2 separate regions of the Homo sapiens genome follow, and region 2 is linked to region 1. Evidence: chromatin loops called from intact Hi-C (ENCODE). Cell type or tissue: CD14-positive monocyte. All regions are shown on one strand. Each heading gives the region's core, and the rest is flanking DNA. Links, peaks and the distances in the headings are about the cores only.

Region 1 (15,780 bases), core at 7,027-15,026:
GTTCCCCGGTGCTGTAAAGAAATAGCACTGGAACATAAATTTAATTTACTCAACAAGGCCATTTCTTACTTTCTGCAGAAAGGGCACACTCGCCAGCAGTTTTGCCGTGAAGGTACACCGAACAAAGGAGACAGGGTCATTTATAACCTGACGCGTCCCCCCGACTGCTGTGTCTGGTTTCCATTGGCTGGAACGGGACCTCACATTCTGTATTGGTCGCGATTGGCTAGCAACTTAGAACTTTTCAAAAGAGGCAAAGGCAGAGGAGAACAAAGGAAGGAGGAAGTAATTTGTGGAATGCTGAGAAAGGTAAAAACACCTTCAAATAAGGAAGAGGAACAGACTGTGACCTAATGCTTGCTGGGACCAGTATAAGTATGCCAGGGCAAATATTTAGGCTAACTTGTGGGAGCTAAGAAAAAAAAGTACATTCATTTATTTATTATGGCTAGCAGATATTTAAGAATGTTAGCACAGGTCTTTGAATAAATTTTGCTTCTAAGAGAAGTTACTATTTATTCCTAATTAGATGGGGAGGAAAGTTTTTGAAGAGGAAGCTCTACTTAACTTTTTACAGCCTCCCAAGTAGCTGGGATTACAGGCACGCACCACCCCGCCTGGCTAATTTTTTGTATTTTTAGTAGAGATGGGGTTTCACCATGTTGGCCAGGCTAGTCTCAAACTCCTGACCTCGAGTGATCCACCCGCTTCGGCCTCCCAGAGTGCTGGGATTATAGGCATGAGCCACTGCGCCCAGCCCACAGCTTGGTTTATACATTTTAAATAGGCATGAGACATCGATCAATACATGTAACATGTACATTGGTTCAGTCTGGTAAGGCTGAACAACATGAGGAGGTGGAGGGCTTCAGGTCACAGGTAGATTTAAAGATTTTCTGATTGGCCATTGGTGAAGGACTTACTATCTAAAGACCTGGAATCAAACAGAAAGGAATCCCTGGGTTAAGATGAGAGGTTGTAGAGAGCAAGGTTTATTGCAGATGAAGCCTCCAGGGAGAAGACTTGGGAGAGAATAGATGGTAAATGCTTATCAGACTCAAGGAGACTGAAGGTCTCTGTGTTGATGTTTGTGAGGCTGCTCTGATTCCCATTTCCCCTCATGGCCTGAAGCAGTTTTTCAGGATAATTTGGAATGTTGTTGGCCAAGGGGAGGGTCCATCCTTTGGTTGGGGGCTTAGAATTTTAATTTTCATTTACACACAAATGAGAACACTAGGTCCTTCCACGGCTTATACCAAATCCTCTGTGAAGGAGAGACAGAGGGGGCCCCCTAGACTCCAGATTAAAGGGGCCCCGACTTCGGGGCTCACGGGAGCCTCCACGCTGGACGGGGAGGGGAGGAGGAGGACACGGAGGGCTCCTCTCTGGCAGGTCCGACTGGAGTGGCATGTGGCCTGGACATGGCCAGAGCCCTCCCTCATCTAAGTAAATAGACAGGCTCATGTTCCCTCTGTGGCCTGGACGTGGCCAGGGCCCTCCCTTGTCTAAGTAAATAGACAGGCTCATGTTCCCGTGCACATCTCTGTAAAAGGATGGGCCTTCCACATGCTTGAGGATGCATTCACGTTGTCACTCTGGGGCAGCCTGTGCACCCGGGTCTGGGTGTGCCGACTCAGTCCCGGCCACGGGCGCTGTCCCGCATGGGCTATCAGCAGCCGGGCCCTGGAGGGAGGCGCAGAGATGGGTGGGAGTGATGGCATGCAGGCGCGTGGAGATGGGGCACATGGAACCAGACGGGTCAAGGAGGCTCCACACAGGAAGTGGGCACCCCGCGGAAGAACCTGTCTGGCAGGCCCGGGGCGGTGGAGGGACCCACAGCAGAGAGGCCATGCGTCCCACGGTTTCTGTTTTTACCCTGGAGCTGTGCCGGGCAGTCCTTCCCCCAGGGCTTCGGGGTGGGCAGACGGCTCCTGCCCTCACATTGCTGAGGTTCTCTGGGAGGAGCAGATAAAAACCACTCAGAGGAGCAGCAGGACAGGCAGGCCGTCTCAGCGCAGCAGGTGAGGTTTCCTCCCTGACAGGCTGGAAAAGGCGGCCTGCCTCCTCCTTCAGCCTTGGCAGAGCAACTGTTTCCAGTGGCTTGATTTTGAACAAGATACTGTTTAGGAAAGACACATTAGCCCGCAATTAACGAATGCTAGTCTGGGATGCTGACAGAAGTCTATGTTGGGTTAAAAGAAGAGAGATAACAGCATTGAAATGCAAATTTAGCCATAACTGTGTATGTTAAGGATTATTTAAATAAGCTTTTGAAGATCCTTTTCTTTTCTCTTTTTTTTTCTTTTGAGACGGCGTCTCGCTCTGTCGCCCAGGCTGGAGTGCAGTGGTGCCATCTCAGGTCACTGCAACCTCCACCTCCCTGGTTCAAGCGATTCTCCTGCCTCAGCCTTCCGAGTAGCTGGGACTACAGGCACCCAAGACCATGCCCAGCTAATTTTTTCTGTATTTTTAGTAGAGACGGGGTTTCACCATGTTGGCCAGGATGGTCTCGAACTCCTGACCTCAGGTAATTTGCCCGCCTTGGCCTCTCAAAGTGCTGGGATGACAGGCGTGAGCTACCAAACCTGACCAGAGATCCTTTTGGAAAGCAAGACGCTGGGTGCCTTTGTCTGGAGGTCACCATGTAAACGTACACAGGCAATTCTGGGCTTGGGGTGAGGATCCCAGGATGGTGCTGTACCCGGATCCAAAACTCGGGCAGCTTAGGTGAGTGTGCCGAAGGTGCTTGTGGAGAAATGTAAACAAAACTGTTTCATTAGATGCAAGAGTGGAAAAAGTCATTGTTTCCAAATAAGTGGACTTATACTATGCGATTTTTTAAAAAATTAAATTTTTTTTTTTTTTGAGACGGAGTCTCGCTCTGTTGCCCAGGCTGGAGTGCAGTGACGCAATCTCGGCTCACTGCAAGCTCTGCCTCCTGGGTTCACACCATTCTCCTGCCTCAGCCTCCCGAGTAGCTGGGACTACAGGTGCCCGCCGCCACGCCCGGCTAATTTTTGTATTTTTAGTAGAGACAGGGTTTCATCATTTTGGCCAGGCTGGTCTCAAACTCCTGACCTCAAGTGATCTGCCTGCCTTGGCCTCCCAAAGTGCTGGGATTACAGGCGTGAGCCACCGTGCCCAGCCCATTTAGAAAGTTTATTTTGCCAAGGTTAAGGACACACCTGTGACATAGCCTCAGGCAGTCCTGATGGCACGTGCTCAAGGTGGTTGGGGCACAGCTTGTTTTTTTTTCCTTGTTTTATTTTTGTTTTTTTTTTGTGACAGAGTCTCCCTCTGTTGCCCAGGTTGGAGTGCAGTGGCACGATCTTAGCTCACTGCAACCTCTGCCTCCCGGGTTTAATCAATTCCCACCTTATATAGCCTCCTGAGTAGCTGGGATTACAGGCATGCACCACCATGCCCAGCTAATCTGTTGCATTTTTAGTGAAGACGGTTTCACCATATTGGCCAGGCTGGTCTTGAACTCCCGACCTCAGGTAATCCACCCACCTCGGCCTCCCAAAGTGCTGGGATTATAGATGTGAGCTACCTCGCCCAGCCATGGTTTGTAATTTTTTTTTTTTTTTTTTGAGACAGAGTCTCACTCTGTTGCCCAGGCTGGAGTGCAGTGGCATGATCTCAGCTCACTGCAACCTCTGCTTCCCGGGTTCGAGATTCTCTTACCTCAGCCTCCCAAATAGCTGGGACTACAGGTGCATGTCACCACACCTGGCTAATTTTTGTATTTTTACTAGAGACTGGGTTTCACCATGTTGGCCAGGCTGGTCTTGAACTCCTGACCTTGTGATCCACCTGCCTTGGCCTCCCAAAGTGCTGGGATTACAGGCGTGAGCCACCGCACCCGGCCCATGGTTTGTAATTTTTAGCATGCAAGTTCTGTAGATGGTTTGCTAAGTTTATACCAAAGTATTTAATTTTCCTTGGAGTAATTATGAATGTCTTTAACTTTGGTTTTCATGTTTCTTGTTGGTATACATCAATGCAAGCGATTGTTGTGTGCTGATCTTGCATTCTGCAATGTTGCTGAGCTCACCTGCTCAACCCAAGAGTTCCGACATGTAGGGAGGAGGAGCCCCTCAACAATGCACGCTCAACAGAGACTGAACAATGGAGGTAGCTACAGTGGCTGCCCCGTTTCATGGTGACACCCCTCGACAATGCACGCTCAACAGAGACTGAACGATGGAGGTAGCTACTGTGGCTGCCCCATTTCATGGTGACAGGCTCAGACACCACCTGTCAGAGGCAGTGCTCCACAATAGTGAGGTCCCTCAACAGGGAAGCCTGCACTGCAACTCCCCCTCTGCCAGGTGGGGTTAGGGGATGTTGAAGGCCCTAGGCCAACATTGGCACTGGACTATGGAGGAAGGTTGTGAGGGGGCTGGGTCCTCAGGGCAGGGCGAGCAAGAGGTGAGGAGAAGGAGAACAGAAGGAACTGGTGGGGGAATGGGGAACAAAGATGAGGGGGGAGGCTAGACGGTGGGGAAGGCAGAGGAGATAAAGAGAGTGAGGACCACAGGGCTCCATCACACGTCTCAGAGAATGGAACCCCCTTGGGGCCCACCCATCTCAGGACACCCCGGGTGAGCTCCATTTTCTCTTTGTTACTGGATGAGACTCTACAAAAAAAAAAAAATCCCAAAGTGGAGAGCTCTATCTGAGACACACACACAATCCCTGCAGAAGACTGCACAGTGAAAGCTGGGGCCTCATCATTAGCCTGTTCAGACTCAGGTGTGGAAAATGGACAGGCCCTGGCAAAGGAGATGAATGTTTAAGACAAAAACCACGAATAATACTGTTCAGGAAACGGGGATGGTTTCAAGGGTCAAGAGAGCCTCCCTGTTTGGGGGAAATCCTGTTTGCACGTCTGACCAGGCCAGCCTCCACCCCACCCCTATACTGGCCTCAGCAACAGGGCCTGGAGCCTCTTGGGTTCCCCCAGGGTGGGCCAGGCACAGTTGTGGGATCAGCAGGTTCTTGCAGAAAAGACTAAGCCGAAACTCCCTCCTCTGCCTTCCAACACACAGGCCTCTCCATCCTAAACAAACAGAAACCTGTGCCTACTCCTCTGAGAGCCGTGTCCTCCATTGTAAAATGCAGGTAACAATCCGGTGCGTGTGTGGCGGACTGCCTACCCCAGGGTGGGGCCCACAGGCCTTTCTGGCCTTCCCTCCAGCCTTGGCCTGCAGCCCCTCGCCCTCCTACCCCATGCCTGCTTCCCGCAGGGGCTGTAGAGGGACTGGTCTGATTTGAGGCTCTGCGCAAAGCCAGCCCAGCCTCTTCTTCCAGGCTGGCCTCTGGCCCCTCCCTGTGGCTGGCTTGAACCTCAGGAACTTGGGGTCCACAGCCCCCTTCAGGAAGTGCAGAGCTTCTGCTGGGCAGAGTGACTTCCAGGCCGCCTTTCCTGCTGAGAAGCACACAGGCTGTGACCGGGGCCCTTCCCGGAAGGGACATTCGGTTTTTGTGGCAGGGACTTCCAGCCTGAGGCCGAAGGAGGAGGGTCCAACTTCACCTTTGCCCGCCCTTCCCCCGCTTTTTTGGGTCTCCTTTAACTGGGACGGGGCGGGACCCTCCTCCGTAGTCCTTGGGGCGGAACTGGCCCCCCGTGGCCCGGCCCGGCCCGGCCCCACCTCCGCCCGCAGGCGGTCCCGGCCCACGCGGGAAGGTCCTTAAGCCCGGGCGGCCGGCGGGACCGGCGGAGACCCGTGGAGGCCGCCGACGATGGCGGGGCCGACGGAGGCCGAGACGGGGTTGGCCGAGCCCCGGGCCCTGTGCGCGCAGCGGGGCCACCGCACCTACGCGCGCCGCTGGGTGTTCCTGCTCGCGATCAGCCTGCTCAACTGCTCCAACGCCACGGTAGGGGCAGGGGCGGGGACAGGTGGCTCCGGGACCCTCAGTCCCTCGGACCAGCCGGGTTTTGTTTTCCTGTGGCCACAGCCCGAGGTGCCAGGTGCTGGCTGGGGGCGGGGGGTGCCTTCTGGAGGTGGCTAGGGATTGCGGGCACTGGGGGCACTGTCTGTCCTGGAGGTGGCTGGGCCCAGGGCACAGAGCAGGGCTGGGTGCCCCGGGGGATCTGCCAGTCACGGAGTCCCAGCCCTTCCCAGCCTTCAGTGGCTCCAGCCTGGGTCCCTCTTCCCCAGCCAGTCACATACAGGTGGCCCTGCGTTGGCCCTCTCTCCTTCCACGCCTCCCAGCCCCAGGACAGCAGGCACACAGCAGAGGCGCGCTTGGAGCCGCCCTCCCCTCCACCTGACTCTGAGTGAGGGGCGGCTCCTGGGCTGGGCTGGGTTCCGTCCTGCCCCCACCCCCTTCAGGTGTTGCACGCTGCAGCCTTTCCCGCCCTGTGTGCCCTCATCAGCCATCCCCCGGAGCCTCAGGAACTGGTCAGGCAGTATCTGGCCAACGTGCAATGAACAGCTAGAGTTGGCAGCAGGACCCACAGCTCAGGGAGGCGCCAGGTCACGGGGATGGTCAGGAAGCTCGGGGGCAGGGGCAGGAGTCACTCTCAGGCCTGGGTCAGGGCTCTTCCAGGTGGACCCCGGGGCCTCTCCCCTCCTCCTTTGCTGGCTGGGTATGGAGGGCCAGCCTCTGGCCGAGACAGGCCCGGGATCTGCTGGATGGGCCCAGGGGCTGCCTGCTGCCCACAATGCTGGCACGAGCCGTAACTCACTGCTGTGGCTTGGCGTCCTGGCCCACCATGTCCAGGCACTGGGGAAGCCATAACTGGCTTTGGGTGGAGTGTCTGAGGGTGCAGGGCTGGTTTCATGGTCCAAGAGTCAGTGGGTGTCGTAGGTGTGGGGCGTTCCTTGGACAGTCAAGGGCCTCCTGCTGCAGTTCTTCACTGTTTTATTAATATCCACGAGTCATCATGGAGCACACAGAAATCTCACCCTGACACCAAGAGTCGTCATGGTCTCTGCCTGGGTCACCACAGTGAGCCGTAAGCACCATGTTCACTCCAGCCAAGTGCCCTTGAGGCTGGAGGTTACTCATCTGCAGCCAGTGACCAGGGATCCCGGGTTCCAACCAGCAGCATGAGGGCCAGGCGGAGCAGAGCTTGGGTCAACACCCACCCCGGAAGGCAGCCCAGTGCTCTGGATGAGACTCAAAGGACCCAAGGGGGCGAGCGCAGGCAGGGTCGAGGCTGGGAGATGAGGAAGGGAGTCAGACAGATCGTCCTCCCACGTTGCCCCGCACGCTTCAGACGCATCTCTTCTCAGTGAGTCAGCTGTGGGCCCCACTCAGGCCCCCGAGGAACCAGGACAGGGCTGAGGCTGGAGCGGCGGGCTCGGCTCCGCAGGGTGGGCTTTCTCTCCCGGGCTCGGCCAGGCAGGCACCAGCTGGGCCTGGGGAGCTCGTTCTGTGCCTGGCCCCGTCCTGCAGAAAAAGGAAGACAGGGCGGCTGTTGCCCAAGCTCCCTGTCCTGTCCCGTGGGCTGAGTCAGACCTTGTCCGGGCGGAGCCTGGGTCTGGCTGCTGTGTCCGAGGGTGTGGCCTGGAGCTCAGTCGACTCATGGAAGTTGACCTTGAGTGACACGGCCTCCTGCCTCCCGGAGTGAGCCCCGGTGACCCGCTCCACTTTGGCCTCCCTCAGGGATGAGCCAGTCTCACCTCTCCTAGGAGGCCTTCCCCTCGGCCGCAGCGTGCACTTGTGCTGTGTGCTGGACGTCCGTGGGGTGAAGAGCTCTAGTACTTGATAATGCCTGTGGCTGGGGAATGGTGCCCGCTCTGGCAACATTCTGCCCAAACACCTGGGCCCTGCAGGAGGGAAGGTCAGGCTGGCCTTGGGTGGGGCTGGCCTGCAGTCCCAGAGGTTCTAGCTGAGACCCCGTCACGCCCACCTTTCCCTGCCTTGGAGCGCCAGGTCTGGTCTGGGCAGGGCTCGTGGTCCTGTGGGCTCTGGCCAGGTCCTTGGCCTCAGTGTCTGCCCCCCAGGCTGGTCCCCGGTCAGGGCATGCTCTCTGACCCTGCGCTGGGTGCCCGCCCTCGGGGGAGGCAGGGTGGCGCTCTCCTTGGGCAGGAAGGCCCCGTGTCCAGCTCGCTGTGTCCCCTCGGCCTCACGGGGCTGCTGGCACTCTGACCCCCTCGGGCTGGCTGGGGCCACAGCAGGTAGGTCCGGGGTCTGTGGCCCTGCGCTGACTCCCGCCTGACCCCTGCAGCTGTGGCTCAGCTTTGCACCTGTGGCTGACGTCATTGCTGAGGACTTGGTCCTGTCCATGGAGCAGATCAACTGGCTGTCACTGGTCTACCTCGTGGTATCCACCCCATTTGGCGTGGCGGCCATCTGGATCCTGGACTCCGTCGGGCTCCGTGCGGCGGTGAGTCAGACCCCACACCATGGCCCGCTCCGGGACAGTGCAGGGGCCCCCGCATTTGGGTAGGAGAGTCAAGGCCTCCCCAGACCGGGGCCCACCAGTCCCAACAGCTGGGGACCCCGGCAGAGCCGTCGAGGTGGCGGCAGTGGGAGGTCCAGGTGCTCGGGGGACGGGGCAGGCACTTGGGCTGGTGGCAGCGTTCCTGACCCGGTCCCCGACCCCCTCCTCGCAGACCATCCTGGGTGCGTGGCTGAACTTTGCCGGGAGTGTGCTACGCATGGTGCCCTGCATGGTTGTTGGGACCCAAAACCCATTTGCCTTCCTCATGGGTGGCCAGAGCCTCTGTGCCCTTGCCCAGAGCCTGGTCATCTTCTCTCCAGCCAAGCTGGCTGCCTTGTGGTTCCCAGAGCACCAGCGAGCCACGGCCAACATGCTCGCCACCATGTGTGAGTTCCGGGGAGGGAGGCCGCCTGCCTGGGCTCACCTCAGGGTCCACACAGACGCTCGGCTCCCCAGGCTCTCTGGCCAGGGTGGAGGAGCTGGGGCCCGGAAGGTTCTGCCTGTGGGCTGGCGATGAAGCCAGGCCACAGCCGAGCTGACACTTTGTGCATCCGCCCACCCAGCGAACCCTCTGGGCGTCCTTGTGGCCAATGTGCTGTCCCCTGTGCTGGTCAAGAAGGGTGAGGACATTCCGTTAATGGTGAGGGGTCATGAGACGCCCGTGCCTGGTCTGTGTGGTGTGTGCGCATGCACGTCTGTGTGTTCCTGATCCCAAGTGTGTCCGTGTTCCTGTGCCCGTGTGTGATTCCCGTCCCCCGCCCCGCCACCCGAGAAGGAGTCTCAGCCTGTCGCTCAGGCTGAATTGCAGTGGCGCGATCTCGGCTCACTGCAACCTCCGCCTACTGGGTTTAAGCAATTCCCCTGCCTCATCTTCCCGAGTAGCTGGGACTACAGGCGTGCGCCACCATGCTTGGCTAATTTTTTTTTTTTTGTATTTTTGGTAGAGTTGGGGTTTCACCATGTTGGCCAGGCTGGTCTCGAACTCCTGACCTCATGATCCGTCTGCCTCGGCTTCCCAAAGTGCTAGGATGACAGGCGTGAGCCACCGCGCCCGGCCAGTGTGTGATGTTTCTATGCCTGCCTGTGTGTATTGAGTGTGTGTGGTGTGTGCGGTGCGTGTCTCTGTTCCTGTGCCCATGTGTATTGTGTGATGTGTGCATATGTGTCTGTGTGTCTGTGCACATGTGTGGTGTGTACCTGTGTGTGCTCGTGCATGTGTATCAGGTGCGGGTGGTGTGTTTGTGCTTGGGGGTATGTACTGAGCGTGAGTCTGTATGCACGTGTGCCTCTGCACCCACCTGTGTCTGTGTGTTGAGCCCTATCATGGGCTGTGCAGCTGGCAGTGAGATGTAAGTCTGGAGCCTGGGGGTGCTGGGCTAACATCAGCCAGGAGGGTGTCACTGGTGAGGGATGCGTTGACAGCCAGGGGTCCCCATGAGCCCCTGGAGCAGGCCCCTCCCAGCCTGGGCCTCGCAAAGGGCAGCTGCAGACCAGAGGTTGGGAGGCAGCCGGTGGTGGGGCAGGAGGAGCTGGGAGGTGGCGCCTGGGACAGGCAGGGCTGCGGCGTGTGTGGGTGCCAGTCTGCGTGGTCTCCTTGTGCACACACACCCCTCCCCAGCTCGGTGTCTATACCATCCCTGCTGGCGTCGTCTGCCTGCTGTCCACCATCTGCCTGTGGGAGAGTGTGCCCCCCACCCCGCCCTCTGCCGGGGCTGCCAGCTCCACCTCAGAGAAGTTCCTGGATGGGCTCAAGCTGGTCAGTGCCGTGGGATCCCCGGGGTAGGGTGGATTTGGGGGTGGGGGCAAGAGGCTGAGGAGGCGATGGGTTTGGGAAGGGCCCCCGGGCTCCGGGGCTGAGACGCTCTTTCCCAGCAGCTCATGTGGAACAAGGCCTATGTCATCCTGGCTGTGTGCTTGGGGGGAATGATCGGGATCTCTGCCAGCTTCTCAGCCCTCCTGGAGCAGATCCTCTGTGCAAGCGGCCACTCCAGTGTGAGCCTGGCCCCACCCCTGGGGACCCTGCCTCTGTCATCCGCCCCATATGGCCATGGAGTCACCGCCGCCTCCAGGGTGCCCAGTGTCCGACCCTGGCGGGGGCCACATTGACACCCTTCTGTGCTGTGGGCCCTCCCGAGATGCCCTGTGTGACATTATGTCCACAGGCAGTGGAGGTGGTGGGCACAGCTGCAGTGGGGTGGGGCAGCTGTGGGACGGAGCGGAGGGACTGACGGTGCCCTGTGGATGGGAAGGTGGGGCCCCCAGGGCTCCCAGTGCCCCTTCCCAGCAAGGCCCCGCCCCTGTGGGTCTGCAGGACAGCGCCACCTTCTGGTATCCAGACGTGCAGCGGGGAGGGCCTTGCTCTGCTCGCATATCTCCGAGCTGGCCCTCTGCCCTCTGCCTTCTGGGATCAGTGCTCAGTGTAGGATTGGGGGCATGTTTCCACCTTTGCCAGGGCCACAGGCACCACGGCCCTGTGGGGCCTCTGTGGAGACAGGCTCTTCCCTTTAGCGATTGCTTTGCTCTGGGGTGGGGTGGGAAACACAAGGCAGGAAACCCTACCCCGCAGGCAGCCAGCGGTGCGTCTGGAAGCTGTGTTGCTATGCCTGGGCCTTGGGCACAGCACACGGCCCTACACTGAGCCCCCTGCCCTGACGGCATGCACCTAGGATAATGGTGGCCTCTTGGGGCCCTGGCCTCTTCTCGCCTCCTCCAGGGGTTTTCCGGCCTCTGTGGCGCTCTCTTCATCACGTTTGGGATCCTGGGGGCACTGGCTCTCGGCCCCTATGTGGACCGGACCAAGCACTTCACTGAGGCCACCAAGATTGGCCTGTGCCTGTTCTCTCTGGCCTGCGTGCCCTTTGCCCTGGTGAGGGTCTCCTCAAGCCAAGACTGCCCTGTGGGGGTGGGTGGGTGGTGAGGCCCGGAGAGGGCGGTTGGCGGCTTGGCTGGAACAGAGGTCTGGACTGTCTCATGCCCAGCCTCTGCCAGCCAGGGTGGCCCCGGGGTGGGATGGGTTCTCCTGCCCCGTGTCCCATGTCCCGTGAAGCCAGGTCCAGTTCTGACTGCCACCCCCTCCACCTGTCTGCCTGCCGTTCCGCTGCTCCCAGGTGTCCCAGCTGCAGGGACAGACCCTTGCCCTGGCTGCCACCTGCTCGCTGCTCGGGCTGTTTGGCTTCTCGGTGGGCCCCGTGGCCATGGAGTTGGCGGTCGAGTGTTCCTTCCCCGTGGGGGAGGGGGCTGCCACAGGCATGATCTTTGTGCTGGGGTGAGTGTCCATCTGCCCCTGCTGCAACCCCAGAGATACTCCCCTTGCTCCACCCCTACACCCCTGGGGTTGCACCATGTGGTCCAGGCCCCTTTTCGGGGAGGTGGGGAACCTGCCTGCTCTGGCAAGGGCCGAGCAGGTTCTGAGCACCTGCTGTGTGCAGGCCGGGCCGGCTGATAGGGCCCATGACCGAGGCTGCGTGCTGCCTTCAGGAGGGTGGTGGCACAAGGGACAGCACCGATGTCAACATTTCCCAAGGTGGCACCTGGCTCCGAGGGGGTGGGCAGTGCAGCGGGGGCTGAGGGCCACGTGTGTCCAGGCAGGCCGAGGGAATACTCATCATGCTGGCAATGACGGCACTGACTGTGCGACGCTCGGAGCCGTCCTTGTCCACCTGCCAGCAGGGGGAGGATCCACTTGACTGGACAGGTGAGCCTCACATGGGGAGTCCCCAGGGAACAGGACAGGTGAGCCCCATGTGAAGATTCCCTGGGAGCGGGACAGGTGAACCCTACGTGGGGAGCCCTAAACAGCAGGACAGGTGAGCACCACGCAGGGAGTCCCCGGGCAATAGGACAGGTGAGCCAGGACAGGTGTGGCCGAGATCAGAGATGGGGCTGGCACACCCATATCCCAGACCCCATGCTAGTGACCTCTCTCAGGACCTGGGTCTGCAAACACCCCCTCAGGGCTGTCAAGAGCTGCGAGTGGGCTCTCCGTCTGGGGTCACTCTGTGGTCAAGGGTAGTGGGGTCACCATAGGCCAGCATTGGGCTCTGCCCATCTGTGGCCCCTGGGCTTGGCTGTGGGGACAGCTGTGCTATGTGTCCCCAGTGTCTCTGCTGCTGATGGCCGGCCTGTGCACCTTCTTCAGCTGCATCCTGGCGGTCTTCTTCCACACCCCATACCGGCGCCTGCAGGCCGAGTCTGGGGAGCCCCCCTCCACCCGTAACGCCGTGGGCGGCGCAGACTCAGGGCCGGGTGTGGACCGAGGGGGAGCAGGAAGGGCTGGGGTCCTGGGGCCCAGCACGGCGACTCCGGAGTGCACGGCGAGGGGGGCCTCGCTAGAGGACCCCAGAGGGCCCGGGAGCCCCCACCCAGCCTGCCACCGAGCGACTCCCCGTGCGCAAGGCCCAGCAGCCACCGACGCGCCCTCCCGCCCCGGCAGACTCGCAGGCAGGGTCCAAGCGTCCAGGTTTATTGACCCGGCTGGGTCTCACTCCTCCTTCTCCTCCCCGTGGGTGATCACGTAGCTGAGCGCCTTGTAGTCCAGGTTGCCCGCCACATCGATGGAGGCGAACTGGAACATCTGGTCCACCTGCGGGCGGGGGCGAAAGGGCTCCTTGCGGGCTCCGGGAGCGAATTACAAGCGCGCACCTGCAGCGGCCCCGGGTGTGGTTTCTGCGCCGCGGGAGGGGGAGCGGGGAGGGGCCCGGGTGCGGGGTGAGGGCGGCGCTGGAGGGGGCGGGGCGGCGCTGGAGGGGGCGGGGCGGCGCTGGAGGGGGCGGGGCGGCGCTGGAGGGGGCGGGGCGGCGCTGGAGGGGGCGGGGCGGCGCTGGAGGGGGCGGGGCGGCGCTGGAGGGGGCGGGGCGGCGCTGGAGGGGGCGGGGCGGCGGCGGCTGCAGCCACAGTCTGGGCGCACGTGTCGGGCTCGGCCCTTCAGCAGCGTCGGGGAGGACCGTGTGGGGTCTGGGGGAGGTGCGGGGGTCCTGAGGGGTGGCCCGGCATTAGTCTCGCCCGCTGGGGCTGGGAGCGGCGCGTCGGGGGTGGGGGGCGGCTCCGGACCGCACAGCTGTGAGCCCCGCCCCTCCGGCTGGGACAGACGCTCAGGCCGCGGAGGGGTCTCCAGCCGCTGATCTAACGGAGGGGAGGGGTCTCCAACCGCTGACCTGATCCCTCTGAGCCAGTTCCGTCCCTCAGACGGGCACTTCGGGAGCCCCCCGGGGGCCTGTTCTGTCCTGGGTCCTAACCGCGGCGCTGCTCCTCGGGCTCCGCGTCCCCCTCCACCCAGCTGACCCCGGGAGCCCCGCCCTCCCCTCGTGGGCTTGGCAGGGAAGCCGCGGGCCAGACCTCTTCCGCCGTCATCTTGTCAGCCTGGGACATCAGCAGACGCTTGATGCTGAGGACGAGGAAAGGGGTCAGCGCGGGCTGATGCGGGGGTGCAGGAGCCTTCTCGGTGGGGCTCAGGTGCTCCAGGGGCCCCAGGTTGTACTCGCTCACTGCACTCCCGCCCTTCCCGCTGGAGTGTGGCCCTGGGGCAGGTCCCTTCCCAACACACACTCAGGGGCCATCACTTCTGGGGGAGCCGCTGATGGGGACAGAGCCGGAAGGAGGTTACAGGCCAGCGCCTGGTACTTTCCCCGGCGCCTAGCAGGAGCTGAAGATGGAGGAGTGGGCTGAGGGGAAGCCGCCCCACCCCCACCGGGCACAGGCGCTGGTCCCTGTGTGAGCAGGGCTGGCCTCCCACTCAGCTGGGATCCTGGGTTCGCTCCTCATGGCCCTGAAGCTGGTCAGAGGTGGGGAGGTGGGCGTGGCATCTGGTGGCTGACTGTCCCTTTTGGGACAGGATGAGATCACTGGGGTTCCCCGGAAGCCGGGCCGCCCTGGCCGCCCGGGCACTCACTACTCCTTGTTGATTTTCCCTTTCCCGTCCGGGTCCAGCATCTTGAAGGCGTTAAGAATGGTCTCCTCGGCGTCGGTACCTGCCACAAAGGCACCTTCAGCCCAGGGCCGTCAGGGTGGCAGTCCCGTGGCTGCCAAGGGCAGATGGCAGGAGGGGAGACCCCTGCCCCAAGCAGGGGGAGACTCCAAGCCTCTGCCCACAAGGTGGCCTCTGCCTGAAGGCCTTCTCCTTTCCTGAGCCCCAAGGAGGCCTTGTCGGGCACTCCTGCCCTGGGGTGTAGTGAGTTTTGGGGTGCCCAGGGTCAGCCCAGGCCTGGAGCTGGGGGTGAGTGCTGCATGAGTGAGGGACAGAGGTGTCGACGGCGGGTCACACAGCACGTGGGGCAGGAGGGCGGGCCTGAGCACATGGCTCTGGGGTGGCTGACGGGGCCCCACAGTTGTTGGCTCCCAGAGTGCCAGGCCCTAGGGCTTCTCCAGAGATTGGAAAAGAGAGATTTTTACGTGAAATGTCCGGATCTCTAACTGTTAGGAATTAGCTAGGAGGGCCAGGCCTGCCCCACCGGTGCTCACCGCTCAGCTTCTCCCCAAACAGGTTCAGAAACATGGTGAAGTTGATGGGCCCCGAGGCCTCTTTGAGCATGGCGTCCAGCTCGTCGTCCTTGACGTTGGTCTTGCCTGTTACAGACATGGGGGCATCACAGGGCAGGGCTTGTTGCCTGCCCTGTGCCACCAGCAGGTGACCCCAGCACAGGGCCAGGCAGGCAGATGGGAAGGGTGGGGAGGGAGCGGGAAGGAGACGCTTGGCCCAGGCACGTGGGGCAGTGGGTGCATCTGGCTGGCTGTGTCCACCTCACCCCAAACCGTGAGCCCCAGGACTAAGTGCTGAGGGAGAGGGAGGTGACACAGAGCCTGGGAAGGTGCTGGGATCTGCTGTTCTTAATTCTGGGCATAAGCAGGGCCGAGAGGAAGGTGGGTCACTTGCGACCCTCCCACCCCAAGGAGAAATCACTCCCCAGCTCCCAGGGCAGGACCGAAGCCCCCTGCCCTCCTGCCTCAGGTCAGAGGCAGCTGCTGGGAACAGAATGTGCCGCAGGGAGGACTGAAGCTGGGGAGGGCAGTGTGCCCCACCACACTCGGGCTGTGCTGCAGAGGCTGGGCAGCGTCTCCACGCCCTCTGTCAGCTCTGTGGTCTGGCCGGGCAGGGTCTCCATGCCCTCTGTCAGCTCTGTGGTCCTGCCTGGGGGCAAGCCGCCTGCCTGCCTGTGGCGTCCTACCAGAGAGTCAGCCCCTCCCTGGAGCCTGCTGCCTCAAAGCCCACTCTGAGTTTCCAGGCTTGGGCTGTCCCACCCACCCTGTCTCACCCTGGGATGCTCTCTGCCAGCTCTGATGGAACCAAGGGCGGCCAGGGCCATCACCTTGCAGCTTCAGGGCCGTTGGTGGGCCTCTGAGGCGCGGGCCCTGGCTCCATTCGAGGAGGGGCCGCGGCGTCTGGA
Region 2 (15,780 bases), core at 4,753-12,752, 350 kb after region 1:
AGGACTGGTTTGTGCTACAAGTTCAGGCCCAGGCAGGGCTAAGCTCTAACTGATTCCTGAGCCCATAAAGGCAGAGGAGATTAGGATCAGGTGGTCCAAAAGCCTGGGTGGGTGAAGAAAACAGATTCCTGCTACAGATCTGGGGTTAAAATGAACCAGGAGTCTTCTGGGCACTGTGTGTGTTCTTGGGAGAAAAACCTAGGAGCAAAGCTGCCATGGGCACAATTCCTGAGGGTAGAACCCTGTCCTGGGACAAGTGTGGCCGTGCGAATGCCCAATGGGCGGGCTCAGGAGTGGGTTAGCATTGGGTGGGGGCTGGCAGCAGGGTGCAGGGAAGGGATGTTTCTCAGAACTCCTTTCCTCCAAGTTCTCAGCGCCCTCTCTCCCCGGGAGGAGACCTGGAGGAACAGAACAGTGCGCAGCAGGACAGTGCATGTGCAGAACCCGGCTGGTCTCCCGCGGACACCTGCGACTCCCTCCAGCCCAGGCTCAGCCATGTCTTTCTTCTGACAGGAAACGTGAGGAGTTTGCTCAACACCAGTCAATGCTCCGACCCCAACGGGCTGTCCAACAACTCACTAACGACACCACCCGGAGTCAGCACAGACCCCACAAGCTCAGCGCTCTTCCCGCAGCTGCCCCCCTGCAGACGCCAGTCCCTGCCTCTGGACACCCGTCTTCATTTCTGAACACCTGTCTACAAACCAGGGGCCCACACCCTCCTCAAGTTCAATAATATGACAGAACTACTCACAGAACTCAGCGAAGCGCTGTGCGCGCCCACACTAGCGTATTCTAAAAGATGCCACTCAGGAACAGCCACGCGGAGGAGGCGCACAGGGCAAGGAGACTGGTGGGCAAGTTGGAGCGGGCGGGTGATTTGCTTCGCTTCCTCACACACCTCACAAAAGCTTTTCCTTCAAGACCCGCTGGCAGCCCCCAAACCACGAGCCACGGCCGGCGCTGTCCCATTAATGAGTCCCCATTTGCTCACATGAACTCTGTTTTGATGGGGCCTCGATCTCATTCCGAACAGGGTAAAGCAGGGACGGGATCCCCAGACCACAGCTTCTCCCACAGCTCCTCCCACGCCGGCATCGCGCACGCCGCGCGGGCGGCTTCCAGATAAGCTACTCCTCACCCCACAGCCTGGGGAAGGTGCGGGGCTGCGGGCGCAGAGCTGCACAAGGAGGGCTGCAGGCTGGGCCAGAGCCGCTGTGCGGGGACCGACAGGAGCCCAGGTCCCTCACCGGAGGGTACTGAGGCCCCAGGGCTGAGCGGCGGCAGCGGGGACTCCGTTCGCAGACTCGGTCCCGCCGCCATTTCCCGCCAGCTCCGATGAGACCTCCTCAGCCTTGGGACGCCCTGCCCCGCACACTCACCATTTCCCCACTTCTGAAGTATTCGGGAGTCTTAGCTACCAATCATCCAATACCCGCAGGTCACAGAGCGACGGAGGCTGAGCTGTGGCCGAATCACCAAGGCCTCCCACAACTGAGAACGCAGAGAGATGAAGCCCCTAACCCGCGGTCTGGTAGTAGCCAGACGCAAAGACCCGCGCCACATCCCGGAAGCCACCGCCTCCTCTCTGGCTGCGTGCCTGATTGGGCAGTTTTCACTCCAGTGCGCTGATTGGATACGGCTCCAATCTCCCCGCCATCAGACCTTGAGTGACAGAAGTTGCAACCACATACTCCACGGAATGTGGCGAGAGTGACAGCCGGGGGGCCTCCAGGCAGTTTCAGGCGGGGCTTTCTCTTCGTGCTTGGCCTGGCACAGCCCAGGGGTCATTTTTTAACCTTGTGATGTGTAAGGTGACGTCCATTTAGAAATTATACACGCACGCACACACACAGACATATACGCGCGCGCGCACACACAGACGCGCGCACGTACGCAGTCTCACATAAACATACAAAAGTCACAGACACACACACACACACACGCACGCACCCACGCACGCACAGCCCATCCTTCCTCCAAGGCTCGCGAATCATCTCTCCACAAATCCTGCCTTCGGGGCCGCAGCCTGCAGGCCGACCTCAGTCCGTCCTCACAGAGCCTAGTTGGGTGCACAGCTCTCCCTGACGCGCGAGGAGCAGGTTCACGGGAGTCGGTCGCGCATCCCCAGCGCCCTGCGGGCCTCGCACCGGCTGTGGCGGTGACCCCGGTGAGGAGGGCTTTGGTGCGGGTCACCGTTGCTGAGGACACCCTCCTCCCCCGGAAGCGCGGTCCTGGGGGTCTGGGGGGCGGGTCCCTGACCGCTGTAAACAATAGGTCGGTGGTGTCCACGCAGCAGGCAGCAAATTCTCAGGAAGTGAGCGTCCCGTCTTTGGCTTCACCTTCGTGTCTGTAGAATGGGGGTGAGGGGACTCAGGACTCGGAGCGCTGTCGGGCGGGGCGAGGTGGGCTGAGAGTGTGTCTCCCTCCCCAAGCTCACCCGGAGCTGTGCGGGGCGGGACCGCCCCAGGACCCTCGGTTCCCAGGAGCTCCTGGGGGCCCCGCCGCCCCCACCCCAGGCCGCGCTGCGCAGCCCCAGTCCCCGCCGGCCCCACCGCGCGGTCGCTTTGAGGTCGGCCGGGGTCTGCCCGGCGATGGCGACGCTGCAGCCGCTGGAGCCGGGGCCACCGGGGATCTCGGCGGGACCTGGCGGCAGCGAGGACGCGGACCCTGGAGAGATGGGAGGGGCGCGCCCCGAGCCCGAGCCCCACCCGGACCCGGCTGCCGTCGGCCTAGCCAGGGCCGGGGCGGACACCGTCGAGGACGAAGCCGGGCCCGCGCCCCTGGGCGACCCGTTGAGCCGCGGAGCCCCGCGGGGTGGAGCCGGGCCAGGCCCATCCGCTCCGGGCGCGGGCAGCTGGCGTCGCGGGTGGGTCAGAACCCAGGACACGCCCAGGAGTCCGACCTCATGGCGCTGCAGGGCCTGGGGAGTGGGGGCTGGGGACAGCGCCAGGGCCAACCCGACGCCAGCACCCCCGGCAGACCCCAGGAGCCGCCTGTGAAGAGACTGGATAGGTGCATTAAGCGATCAGAAAAGTCACTGGCTGGCCCTGTTGATGAGCAGAACGCTTTCAGAGAAGTGTATGCTCACGCAGTGCTTGGACAGCATTCGCGTAGTTTGACACTTGTCTGCTTGGGCGGATAGATGCTCACACACATAAGTTTGTTTTGTAGTTATGCAGGATTGCACTGTGGCTAAGTACACAGACTCTGGGTGCACATCCCAGCTGCTCTGCTATTTCCAGCTGTGTGACCATGGGGAAGTTACTTGCCTGTGCTCAGTGTCCTCTGTAAAGTGAAGATAGCAGTACCTGCCTCATGGAGTCCCTTAAGTGAGTTAATAGTGTAACATGTTATGGCGTCATGCACACAGTCACCATCGGTAAATATAGTCTATTATGCCTGAACCCCAGAGGAGCACATGTCCTTGAAAAGTCTAAAATTCAGGACTCTAAAATCCAGACTGTGAGACCCTGGAATCCTCCAGCAGCATTCTAACGTCTCTTGGCAATTGTATGCTGCTTCCCAGGGCTGGAAGGTGTATTTGTATTAATACAGTGAAATAATACGGCCACTTGACCACCTAGTTCATCCCTATAGTAGGCAAATAAGGTGATGTCAAATCCTTGGCTGGGGCCCAGTCCTGGTAATCTTCCCTTCTCTCTTTCCTGCATACTCTCTCATTCAGATTCATACATGCCCTGCAGGACTGCTTAGCCTGCAGAGAAGGCAGGATGGTGAGGAGAGAAGGTGAGTGGGTGGGTGGGTGCAATTGTTCACTGAAGTGTGCTGCCTCTTGCCATCTGAACTTGTGGGCCCAGGCACTGGGTCTGGACCTGAGGGGGTCTTGTTCTCCCTTTAACTTTAAGCCTCAATTGGCAGCAATCGCAGAGCTTCGTCCCTCCCTGTGAGCCTGTCTGGGTGTTTATGCTGGATGACATGCACCCCCTCTGCCAGGAGTGCATAGTCTATGGCCTGGCCAGGCAGCCATTGCAGATGAGAAGAGTTTCAACGTCGACTTTATTGTGCTGCTGGGTTTTTTCTGCTGGCTCTTAGCACGTTTCTCATGAGCCATGATTAGCCTCAGGTCTATGGCACCTTCCGCAGCTATGTCATGGTGACTGGGGACATCATCTGAAGCATGTGCCACTGCTACCCCAAGGCAGGTGTTGGTGAGGCTGTGTGGGGATAGGAGGGTTGGAGACCATGTCTCTATCTCATGCATCAACTCTTCATCCTTCAATCATCTCCTCATTCTTATTTTGACTCTGTGTTTACTTCTTTCTGCCCTCCTGAGCATTCATCCATCTATGCATCATTTCATCCACCCTTTCAACCACCCATCCATTCATCTATTCGTCCATCACTTAGCAGAAGGATTGATCAGAAGCCCCCAGGATCTGGAGCCATGAAACAGACACCATGGAGGAGACACAGTGAAACACAACATATTACTTATGTGCTTAAACTAAAAGTCAGTGAGTGGTTTCCACCTGCCAGGCACTCCTGCATTTAGAGTGCAGTTCTGCCCTTATCCTGATCTTTTTGGAGCCTTCTGTAGTTCCATTTTATATCAGAAAAAGCTGAGGCTCAGCAAATGAGGTTCTATAACTGACTGGCCGAGTTTGGATTGGAGCTCAGATGTGTGAATGTAGGCATCATTCTTTTTCTTGAGTTTTCCACCCCAGGGCCCCAGAGCGGCTTAGCTTTCTGGGGTGGGTCAGGTCTAATCTTGGTGGAATGCATTGAGCAATTCTCTATCTTTTGGAGTCTTAATGTATTCTTAGCCCTAGGAGTGGTTTAGTGATGGGAAAGCACTGGTTTGAGAGTCCTGTGTTCTAATGCCAGTTGTGACCCAAACTTTGTGTGTGATGTTTGTCTTTCCGAGCCTCAGCTTTTTCATCTGCAAAATGGGACTTTAGCCTCTATTTTGCACAGCCAAACAGCATATAAAGATCAGAGAAGAGATGGGATATACAAATATTTTGTCAACTCTAGAATGTTGTTTGTAGTTGAAAGGCTGCCGGGTACTGATAACCTTGAGAAAAGAACATGTCAGCTCCCAAGTCAAGTCTCTTACTCTTTCATTTTTATTTTTAACTTTAGACACAAAAATGTTTCTTTTTTCTTGAACTACACACTTAAGAAGCTCCTATTGATAACCAAATTAATGTTTTTCTTTTGAAAATAATTTACCCTTTTTTGTTGAAGGTATTGTAAGAATCCATTTCCAGCTTTAAGGACAATTTCTCTCAGTTCCATTTATATTTATTTCTCTGGTTTTAGCTCTATACATTTGTGGAAATTTTACTTCCATTTTTGTGAATAATCTTTTGTTTGTTTGTTTGTTTGTTTGAGAGGGAGTCTTGCTCTGTTGCCCAGACTGGAGTGCAATGGTGTGATCTTGGCTCACTGCAGCTTCTGCCTCCCAGGTTCAAGTGATTCTCCTGCCTCAGCCTCTCAAGTAGCTGGGATTACAGGCACACACCACCACGCCCGCCTAATTTTTGTATGTTTAGTGGAGATTGGGTTTCACCATTTTGGTCAGATTGGTTTCGAACTCATGACCTCAGGTGATCTGCCTGCCTTGGCCTTCCGAAGTGCTGGAATTACAGGTGTGAGCCACTGTGCCCGGCCTAATAATTATATTTCAATTAAAATCTAATTTTTAAAGGTACCAGTTTTTAATTCAATAAATATTTAACATATTCACTTTAAACTCTTAGGTGTTAAGTCTAAAAATGTTTAATGGCTTAAAATATTGTCTTACATATTGTATGAATGAAATACTAATGACTGTGATGGTCAGATTATCTTTTGTTCATAGCTTTCTTTAAATACAATATAATTATTTTTTATTTGTTCTTATTAAAATTCATTTTGTCTTACTTAAATGTTGATAAATATAGAAGGGAGGCTTCGTTTGCCAGCTTTATACATTCGAAAGTCAAATTGCAATGTTATTAACTTCTAACTACTCAGTTAACTACTCAGTAACTAATTTGTCTCCCACAGTAAACATAAGTATTAACTAACACAATTATAGTCATATTCTCCATCTTAATAATGGAGTAAAATTTGTGTTATTTATTGATTAAGTTACAGCCCAGGCTGGAGTGCAGTGGCATGATCTTGGCTCACTGCAACCTCCTCCTCCCTGGTTCAAGCAATTCTCCTGCCTCAGCCTCCTGAGTAGCTGGGATTACAGGCACCCGCCACCACGCCCAACTAACTTTTGTATTTTTAGTAGAGACGGGGTTTCACCATATTGGCCAGGATGGTACTGATCTCCTGATATGGTGATCCTCCAGCCTCAGCCTCCCAAAGTGCTAGGATTATAGGCGTGAGCCACTGCGCCCAGCCTATTTTATATTTTTATTTCATATTATTTCATGTCAAGTATCTAGGATATAAACTTTTGTAAACTAGTATAAAATTAAAAAATGTCTTTTGCTTGAGCTCAGGAGTTCAAGACCCGCCTGGGCTACATGGCAAGACCCCATCTCTACCAAAACTACAAAAGTCAGTCATATGTGGTGGTGCATGCCTGTGGTCCCTGCTACTCAGGAGGCTGAGGCAGGAGGATCCCTTGAACCCATGAGGCAGAGGTTGGAGTGAGCCAAGATCATCACACTGCACTGCAGACTGGTTGACAGAGCAAGACGGTGTCTCAAAAAATAAAAAAATAAATGTCCAGATGGGCATGGTGGTTCACGCCTGTAATCCCAGCACTTTGGGAGGCCAAAGCGGGCACATCACCTGAGGTCAGGAGCTTGAGACCAGCCTGGCCAACATGGCGATACCCCGTCTCTACTAAAAATACAAAAATTAGCTGGGTGTGGTGGTGGGCACTTGTAATCCCAGCTACTTGGGAGGCTGAGGCAGGAGAATCACTTGAACCTATGAGGCAGAGGTTGCAGTGAGCCGAAATCGCGCCAATGCACTCCAGTCTGGGCGATAAGAGCAAGACACTGTCTAAAAAAAAAACAAAAAAAACTCTTGATAGGCAAAGATTATGATAGTAATGCTATAGTTATAATGTTATGGTAATCAAAGAATATAGTACTACCATAGGAATTGATTTGTGTAGATTAAAAGAATAAAGTTGAAGGTATTAATTTGAGGTAAAAATAATTCTGTCAAAGATGCCAAGAAATTCCAATGGAGGAAGTTTGTTCAACAAATAATGCTGAGAAATCAGTTTTCATTGTGCAAAAATGAAGAATATACATCCATATATATTAAATGAGAGTAAGTGAATACCCATATAACAATAGAAAGTATTAATTAAATTATTTTTACATATAAAAGCTCAGTGTCAAATTGCATTAATTCTGAATTTCACTGACATTTAATAAAAATGTAATATAATTTTTTCACATAAACTTTCATCAATGGCAGAGGTAACATTTTTCTATTAATTTACTAGCTAGGGGTACTGTGATACCAAAGCCAGACAAAAGAATCACAAGTAAAGAAGACTATGGACTAAAATTCCATATAAATATAGAATTCCTGATGAAGTTATTAGAAATGTTAGCACACGGCTGGGCATGGTGGCTCATGACTGTAATCCAGCACTTTGGGAGGCTGAGGCAGGCGGATCATGAGGTCAAGAGATCAAGGCCATCCTGGCCAACATGGTGGAACCTTGTCTCTACTAAAAATACAAAAATTAGCTGGGCGTGGTGGCGCGCACCTGTAGTCCCAGCTACTTGGAAGGCTGAGGCAGGAGAATCGCATGAACCCAGGAGGCAGAAGTTGCAGTGAGCCGAGATTGTGCCACTGCACTCCAGTCTGGGTGACAGAGCAAGACTCCATCTCAAAAAAAAAAAAAAAAGAAATGTTGGCACACTAAATCCAGCAACATGTAAAACTGATTACATACCATAACCAAGCAATAGTTTGTCACAAATGGAGTGTTGGCTTAATATTTTTAAAATCAACCAAAATATTACAAAATGTTACTTGAACAATAGAAAAAAGTGTCAATGTAAATAAGCAAAAAAAGTATAAAAAATCCAGCACCCGTTCATGATAAAACACTCAGAAATCTAGTAGAAAGGAACTTGTAAGACCTGCTAAAAAGCATCTATAAGAAATCAATAGCTGGCTGGGCACGGTGGCTCACATCTGTAATCCCAGCACTTTGGGAGGCAGAGGTGGGCAGATCAGGAGGTCAGGAGTTTGAGACCAGCCTGACCAACATGGTGAAACCCCATCTCTACTAAAAATACAAAAATTAGCCAGGCGTGGTGGTGTGTGCCTGTAATCCCAGCTACTCAGGAGGCTGAGGCAGGAGAATCGCTTGAACCCGGGAGGCAGAGGTTGCAGTGAGCCGAGATTGAGCCACTGCACTCCAGCCTAGGCAACAGAGTAAGACTCTGTCTCAAAAAAAAAAAAAAAAAAAGAAATCAATAGCTAATAGTATACTTAACGGTAGATGATTGCAGGCTGTATCTGTAAGTTTAAAAATGGAACAAGAATGTACACTTTTTCCACTCTGTTTTTACACTGTCCTGGAAGTATTAGCCAGAAAAGTATACTAGAAAAATAAATAAAATCTTCAGATTAGAAAAGAAGTAGGATACTATTATCTTGCCATAATATTGGGTTAAAAACTATGATAAATTTACCAAAAACATACTTCAGTTAATAAAAAATTTTATTAATGTCACAAAATACAAGATTAATAGACAAGGTTAAATCTTTTATATAACAGCAATCAACATACTGAAAATTAAGAACAAAATGTAATAATAATATCATAAAAACCATTTAGGTATGTGGGCAGCAAGCCACCCAGGTGCCGAGGCAAGAAACTGAGGGCACGAGCTGTTCCAGTGTAATAAAATATATAAAACAACAAGAGTTATACTAGATATAGATCATAGATATGATTATATATGAATATCAATCATTAGTTTGTAGCAATTACTCTTTATTCCAACATTATAATAATCCTTGCTCTATAATTATAACCTAGGAAAAACCAGGCCATACAGAGATAGGAGCTGAAGGGGGCACGGTGAGAAGTGACCAGAAAACAAGAGTGCGAGCCTTCTGTCATGCCCAGACAGGGCCACTAGAGGGCTTCTTGGTCTAGCGGTAACGCCAGCGTCTGGGAAGATGCCCATTACCAAGCAGACCATGGTCTAGCTGTAGCATCAGTGCCAAGGAAAAGCACCCGCTACTTAGCAGACCGGGAAAGGGACTCTCCCTTTTCCCAGGGGAGTTTAGAGAAGACTCTGTTCCACCACCTCTTGTGGAGGGCCTGACATCAGTTAGGCCTGCTCGCAGTTATCTGGAGGCCTAACCGTCTCCCTGTGATGCTGTGCTTCAGCGGTCACGCTCCTGTTTCACTTTCATGTTCCACTCTGTACACCTGGCTCTGCCCTCTAGACAGCAGTAGCAAAATTAGTGAAAGTATTAAAGTCTTTGATCTTTCTGAAAAGAGCGTAAAAGAAATAATGACGTAAGCTGTCCTCTCTCTCTCCGCTTCGGCTACCTAACAGGGAAGGGCCCCCTGTCCAGTGGACACGTGACCCACGTGACCTTACCAATCACCGGAGATGACTCGCACTCTTTACCTTGCCCCTTTTGCTTTGTATCCAATAAATAACAGGGCAGCCAGGCATTCGGGGCCACTACCGGTCTCTGCGTCTTGGTGGTAGTGGTCCCCCGGGCCCAGCTGTCTTTTCTTTCATCTCTTTGTCTCGTATCTTTATTTCTACGATCTCTCATCTCCGCACACGGAGAGAAAAACCCACAGACTCTGTGGGGCTGGTCCCTACATAGGTATATATATATATATATATGTATGTATGTATGTATGTATGTATGTATGTATGTATGTATTCGAGACAGAGTTTCACTCTTGTTGCCCAGGCTGGAGTGCGATTCATGATCTTGGCTCACTGCAACCTCCACCTCCCAGGTTCAAGCGATTCTCCTGCGTCAGCCTCTCAAGTAGCTGGGATTACAGGCATGCACCACCATGCCTGGCTAATTTTTTGTATTTTTATTATAGACGGGGTTTCACCATGTTGGCCAGGCTGGTCTCAAACTCCTGACCTCAAGTGATCTGCCTGCCTCAGCCTCCCAAAGTGCTGGGATTACAGGCATGAGCCACTGTGCCCAGCCTGTTATTTCTGTCTCTTCTGGCTTGTAGGGTTTCCAGTGAGAAGTCTTGCGGGGGTCCGACCCGCTGACCCTGACTCAATGACGGATGAACAATGTATACTGATGCAGATATTCTGCTTTGCCAGTGCAACTGAGGGTCCAGGCTGCCTCACAGACTAACAGAGGTGCTGTAGGGAGTAGCAGCCGCCACACCAACCAGCCAGCGAAACTTGCATTTATTTGGTAAAGATTAAGTAACAAAACTTTGAGTAAACACCACTAGAAGGTAATTGACATTGCCGACTTCGCGAGTAGAAAGCAATTAAGCACCCAAGATCAAAGGTTAGTCTGAGGACCACATGAGTAAACAAGGTAGTTAGATAAACTACTCTACATCCGTTTGTATTTGTGCCCTAAGTTAATAACTTAAGGTAAAGTGACCAGGCCGCCTTCAGCCAGATCTATTACCGAAGTTTTGCAAAACCCTCAGGCCTTCCAAGAGGGTTTATGGCTATTATAACTAAAACTTTTTTCACCAGTCTGTCTGAACCCCCACAAGGTCTGCTGTTAGTCTGATGAGCTTTTCTTTGTAGGTGGCCTTGCCTTACTCTCTATCTGCCCTTAAGATATTTTTATTTCATTTTGACCTTGGAGAATCTGATGATTACCTGTCTTGGGAGTAATCTTCTCATGGAATATCTTAGTGGGGCTCTCTGCATTTCCTGCATTTGAATGTTGGCCTGTCTAGCTAGGTTGAGGAAGTTCTCCTGGATGATATCCTGAAATATGTTCTCCAATTTGGTTCAGTTCTCCCCATTTCTTTCAGCTACCCCCATCAGTTGTATATTCACTCTCTACACAATCCCATATTCTAAGGTTTCATTCATTCCTTTTTTTTTTTCTTTATTTGTGTCTGCCTGTTTGATTTCAGGAAGACAGTCTTCAAGCTCTGGGATGTTTTTTCCTCCGCTTGGTCTATTCTGCTATTAATACTTGTGATTACATCGTGGAGGCCTTGTAGTGTGTTTTTCAGCTCTATCAAGTCGTTTGTGTTTCTCTTCTTACTGGCTATTTTGGCTGCCAGCTCCTGCATTGTTTTATCGTGATTCTTAGCTTCGTTGCATTGAGTTACAGTGTGCCCTTTTAGCTCAGCCAAGTTCATCTGTATTCATATTCTGAAGCCTACTTCTCTCATTTCAGCCATCTCAGCCTCAGCCTGGTTCTGATCCTTTGCTGGACAGGTGTTGCTGTCAGTTGGAGAAAAGGGCACACTCTGACTTTTGAGTTTTCATCATTTTTGTGCCACTTCTCATCTTTGTGGGCTTATCTATTTCAATGTGTGAGATTGCTGACCTTTGGATAGGGTTATTGTGGTTATTTTTTGTTATTTATTGTTTTTCTTTTAACAGTCTGACCACTGTGTGTAGGGCTGCTGTGGTTTTCTGGAGGTCTGCTCCAGACCCTGGTGCCCTTGGCTTTTTCAGTATCTGGAAGTATCACCAGTTAAGGCTGTGAAACAGCAAAGATGGCAGCCTGCCCCTTTGTCAGGTCAGAATGCATACTGACCTGTTGCCTGCCTGAACACACCTGTAGAAGGTGGCTGAAGGCTTTGGATTGGAGGTCTCACCCAACCAGGAGGAATGGGGTCAGCAGCCTACTTAAAGAAGCAGTCTGGCTGTGTTTTGGTAGAGCATCTGTGCTGTGTTGTGGATTCCTTCAGCTCTCAAATGGTTTGGGCTATCCAAAGCCCACAGTCTGCACTAACTTACCTGCCCAAACAGCAAAAATGGTGGCCCACCGCACCCCCTGGGCACTCCATCCCACGGAGAAATTAGAACTCTATTGGCCTTAGAACTTGGGCAGAAGTAGATGGAGGCCCTGGCTGGGAGGACCCGCCCAGCAAGGGGGAATGAATTGGGGTCCCACTTAAAGAAGCAGTAGGACTATGCTTCAACAAAACAGCCATGGCATGCTGGGGAACCACCTCTGCCCAAATCTGCTTGGACTCTCCAAACCCTCAGGCTTAAATGGCTTAGTCCCCCAAACAGCCAAGGTGGCAGGGCGCCCCTCCACCATGGGCATTCCATCCCAGAGAGAAATCAGAACTCTGTTCATAGAATATGGGTGGGGCAGCTGGAGGCCCCTGCTGGGAGAACTCACACAGTGAGGGAAATGGATTGGGGTCCCATTTAAAGAAGAAGTCTGGCAACATTTTGGTAAAGCAGCTGTGCTGTGCTGTGGGGTCCCTGCCTCATTCAGATCATTTGGACTCTCCAAAGCCCACAGGCTGCAATGACTTTGTCATCCGAACAGCAAATATGGCAGCCCATCCCTCACCCAGAAGCTCTGACCCATCTCAGGCAGGTGCTACACTGTTACCAGTAACTAGCTGGAATTCCAAATCTGTGGGTCTTATCTTGTGAAGTGCCATGGAAGTGGGATCCACAAACTGATGCTGCTCAGCCTCCTGGATTCAGCCCCCTTCCTAGGGGTATGCACCAATCTCCCACCTTGCCTGAGTTGCAGTCATCTTTGTTGGATGTCCCAGGGCTGAGGTATGTAAAGCTCCTGGGACTCTGTTTGTGTCTGAGCAGCTGTTCTACCAAGACTCCACACAGCTCTGTGTGTCAGACCCAAGACCCTGGTGGAGTGGGTTCACAACTGAATCGCCTGATGCAAGGGTTGCAAAGATCTTTGAGAGAAGTGTGGTTTCCTGGGGTTGCACATTCACTCACCATTTTTCTTGGCTGGGGTGGGGGTTCCTTTGGCTCTGTATCAATCCTGGGTGGGACCTCAAAATCAATTCTTATGGTAATGCCATATTGTTTGGTTAGTATAACATTTTAGTAAGAATATCAGAAATAAATTTCATTTTTGTTTTCAAAATTCTCATGTGTTTGATTTTTTTGCATGTCTGTATAGAATTTAGAAAGAGCAGCTTGTCAATTTCTATGAAAATAGCCAGGTGCAGTGGCTCACACCAGTAATCCCAACACTTTGGGAGGCCGAGGCGGGTGGATCACCTGAGGTCGGGAGTTCGAGACCAGCCTGACCAACATGGAGAAACCCCATCTCTACTAAAAATACAAAATTAGCCAGGCATGGTTAATTACAGGCATGCATGTAATCCCAGCTACTTGGGAGGCTGAGGCAGGAGAATTGCTTGAACCCGGGAGGCAGAGGTTGCGGTGAGCCGAGATTGCACCATTGCACTACAGCCTGGGCAACAGGAGCGAAACTGCATCTCAAAAAAAAAAAAAAAAGAAAGAAAGAAAATAATTTACTTTGAAATTTGCATTGAATCTGTAGATAGATTTGCTGGGTATTTTGATCTTAATATTTCTCATTGATAACCTTGAATATTAGATGTATCTTTACTTATAGAGTTTTAAAATTTTCTTTCAGCATTTTAAATAATTTTCAATGTAAAGCATGTGTACTTGCTTTTAATATATTCCTAAATGGTTTTTATGACATTATTTTTTTCATAATTTGATTTTCAGTCTGTTGATTATGTTATATAAAAGTATTATTTAACCTTGTTTATTAATCTTGTATTTTGTGACATTAATAAAATTGTTTATTAACTCAAGTACATTTTTGGTAAATTTATTATAGTTTTTTATATAACATTGTGGCAAGAAAATAGTATTCTAATTCTTTTCTAATCTGAGGGTTTTATTTATTTATCCAGTATAGTTTTCTGGCTAATACTTCCAGTACAATGTTAAACAGAGTGGAAAAAGTGTACATTCTTGTTCCATTTTTAAACTTACAGATACAGCCTGCAATCATCTACCATTAAGTATACTATTAGCTACTGATTTCTTTCTTTCTTTTTTTTTTGTGACACAGAGTCTTGCTCTGTCGCCCAAGCTGGAGTGCAGTGGTGCAATCTTGGCTCACCGCAACCTCCGCCTCCCGGGTTCGCGCCATTCTCCTGCCTCAGCCTCCTGAATAGCTGGGACTACAGGCGCCCGCCACCATGCCTGGCTAATTTTTTGTATTTTTAGTAGAGATGGGGTTTCACCGTGTTAGCCAGGATGGTCTTGATCTCCTGACCTGGTGATCCGCCCACTTTGGCCTCCCAAAGTGCTGGGATTACAGGCATGAGCCACCATGCCCGGCCAGGTATTGATTTCTTATAGATGCTTTTTAGCAGGTCTTAACAAGTTCCTTTCTAGTAGATTTCTGAGTGTTTTATAATGAATGGGTGCTGGATCTGTCATACTTTTTGTGTCTATTTAAATTATCACCTTTTTCTATTCTTCAGGTAACATTTTGTAATATGTTGGTTGATTTTTAAAATATTAAGCCAACACTGCATTTATGACAAACTATTACGTGGTCATGGTATGCAATCAGTTTTACATGTTGCTGGATTTAGTTTGCTAACATTTCTAATAATTTCATCAGGAATTCTATATTTATATGGAATTTTGGTTCATAGTGTTCTTTATGTGTGATTATTTTGTCTGTTTTTTTGTTTTTTTTTTTTTTTGACAGAGTCTCACTCTGTCGCCCAGGCTGGAGTGCAGTGACACAATCTTGGGTCACTGCAACCTCTGACTTCCTAGTTCAAGCAATTCTCCTCCCAAGTAGTGGGGATGACAGGCACGCGCCAAAATGCCCGGTTAATTTTTTATATTTTTGGTAAAGACGGGTTTCACCGTGTTAGCCAGGATGGTCTTGATCTTCTGACCTTGTGATCTGCCCACCTTGGCCCTCCCAAAGTGCAGGGATTACAGGCGTGAGCCACCGCGCCCAGCCACGGTTTTGGTACCACAGTACCCCTGGCTAATAGATTAATAGAAAAATGTTATCTCTGCTATTGCTGAAAGTTTTTGTGAAAAAATTATACTATGTATTATTAAATATTGGTGAAATTTAGAATTTATGCAATTTGACACTGAGCTTTTCTATGTGAAAATAATTTAATTAATACTTTCTTTTTACTTGTTATATGGCTATTCATTTACTCTATTCTATTTAACATATATGTATGTATATCCATTATATTTGCATGTTGAAAACTGATTTCTCAGCATTATGTTTTGAACAATTTCTCCTATTGGAATTTCCTAGCATGACTGACAAAATTATGTTTACCTAAAATTAATGTGTTTATTAATATACCTTCAATTTTATTCTTTTAATTTACATAATTCTATTCCTATGGTGGTACTACATTATTTGATTACTATGACATTGTAACTATAACATTACTATCATAATTTTTGCCTATTAAGACATTTATGTATGTATGTATTTTTTTTTTTGAGACAAAGCTTCGCTGTGTCACCCAGGTTGGAGTGCAGTGGCATGATCTTGGCTCACTGCAACCTCTGCCTCCTTGGTTCAAGGGACCCTCCTGCCTCAGCCTCCCAGGTAGCTGGGATCACAGGCATACACCATCATTCCTGGCTGTCTGTTGTAATTTTAGTAGAGATGGGGTCTTTCCATGTAGCCCAGACTGGTCTTGAACTCCTGAGCTCAAGCAAAAGACATTTATTTTTAGTTCATAGTATTTTATAAAAATTTATATCTTAGGTACTTCACATGAAATAACATGAGATAAAAATATGAGGCTATAACCCAGTCAATGAATAACACAAATTTTACTGCATTATTAAGATGGAGAATATGACTATAATTGTG

The links. Peaks named below come from ENCODE experiments on the same cell type or tissue, not always from the same donor. Only the 100,000 strongest peaks of a DNase experiment are listed, where the experiment ranks them.
Region 2: a loop joins it to region 1, with 7 times the contacts of the local background. A loop is called at or near these places in 16 of 110 quality-filtered maps.

What each region holds. Positions count from the first base shown.
Region 1 is chr4:679,096-694,875 of GRCh38, reverse strand. MYL5 (myosin light chain 5) reads right to left here. Exons shown (of 9, transcript NM_002477.2): 6 at 14,858-14,962; 7 at 14,289-14,367; 8 at 13,736-13,784; 9 at 12,848-12,983. The coding sequence ends at 12,882. SLC49A3 (solute carrier family 49 member 3) reads left to right here and starts at 5,725. Exons shown (of 10, transcript NM_032219.4): 1 at 5,725-5,883; 2 at 8,186-8,344; 3 at 8,574-8,787; 4 at 8,965-9,041; 5 at 10,020-10,157; 6 at 10,277-10,393; 7 at 11,115-11,267; 8 at 11,509-11,666; 9 at 11,986-12,095; 10 at 12,500-13,047. The coding sequence starts at 5,749. The coding sequence ends at 12,918. LOC124900643 (a long non-coding RNA gene) reads right to left here and starts at 8,191. Exons shown (of 2, transcript XR_007057985.1): 1 at 7,638-8,191; 2 at 6,857-7,404. RefSeq lists enhancers at 1-47, 7,359-8,307, 9,512-9,641, 10,772-11,181, 13,511-14,150 and 5 more and silencers at 5,679-5,738, 5,769-5,938, 12,929-13,158, 13,239-13,438, 13,659-13,758. In CD14-positive monocyte, for the core only: CTCF peaks have their summits at 10,492 and 10,696 (motif pointing left); DNase peaks (open chromatin) are centred at 7,485, 10,725, 13,735 and 14,195; H3K4me3 peaks cover 1,897 bases; H3K27ac peaks cover 1,677 bases.
Region 2 is chr4:323,589-339,368 of GRCh38, reverse strand. ZNF141 (zinc finger protein 141) reads right to left here and starts at 1,555. Exons shown (of 4, transcript NM_003441.4): 1 at 1,383-1,555. The coding sequence starts at 1,385. RefSeq lists enhancers at 1,706-1,805, 850-1,810, 1,916-2,431 and silencers at 2,446-2,555, 2,786-2,845. In CD14-positive monocyte, for the core only: a CTCF peak has its summit at 9,139; no DNase peak of the experiment used is centred there.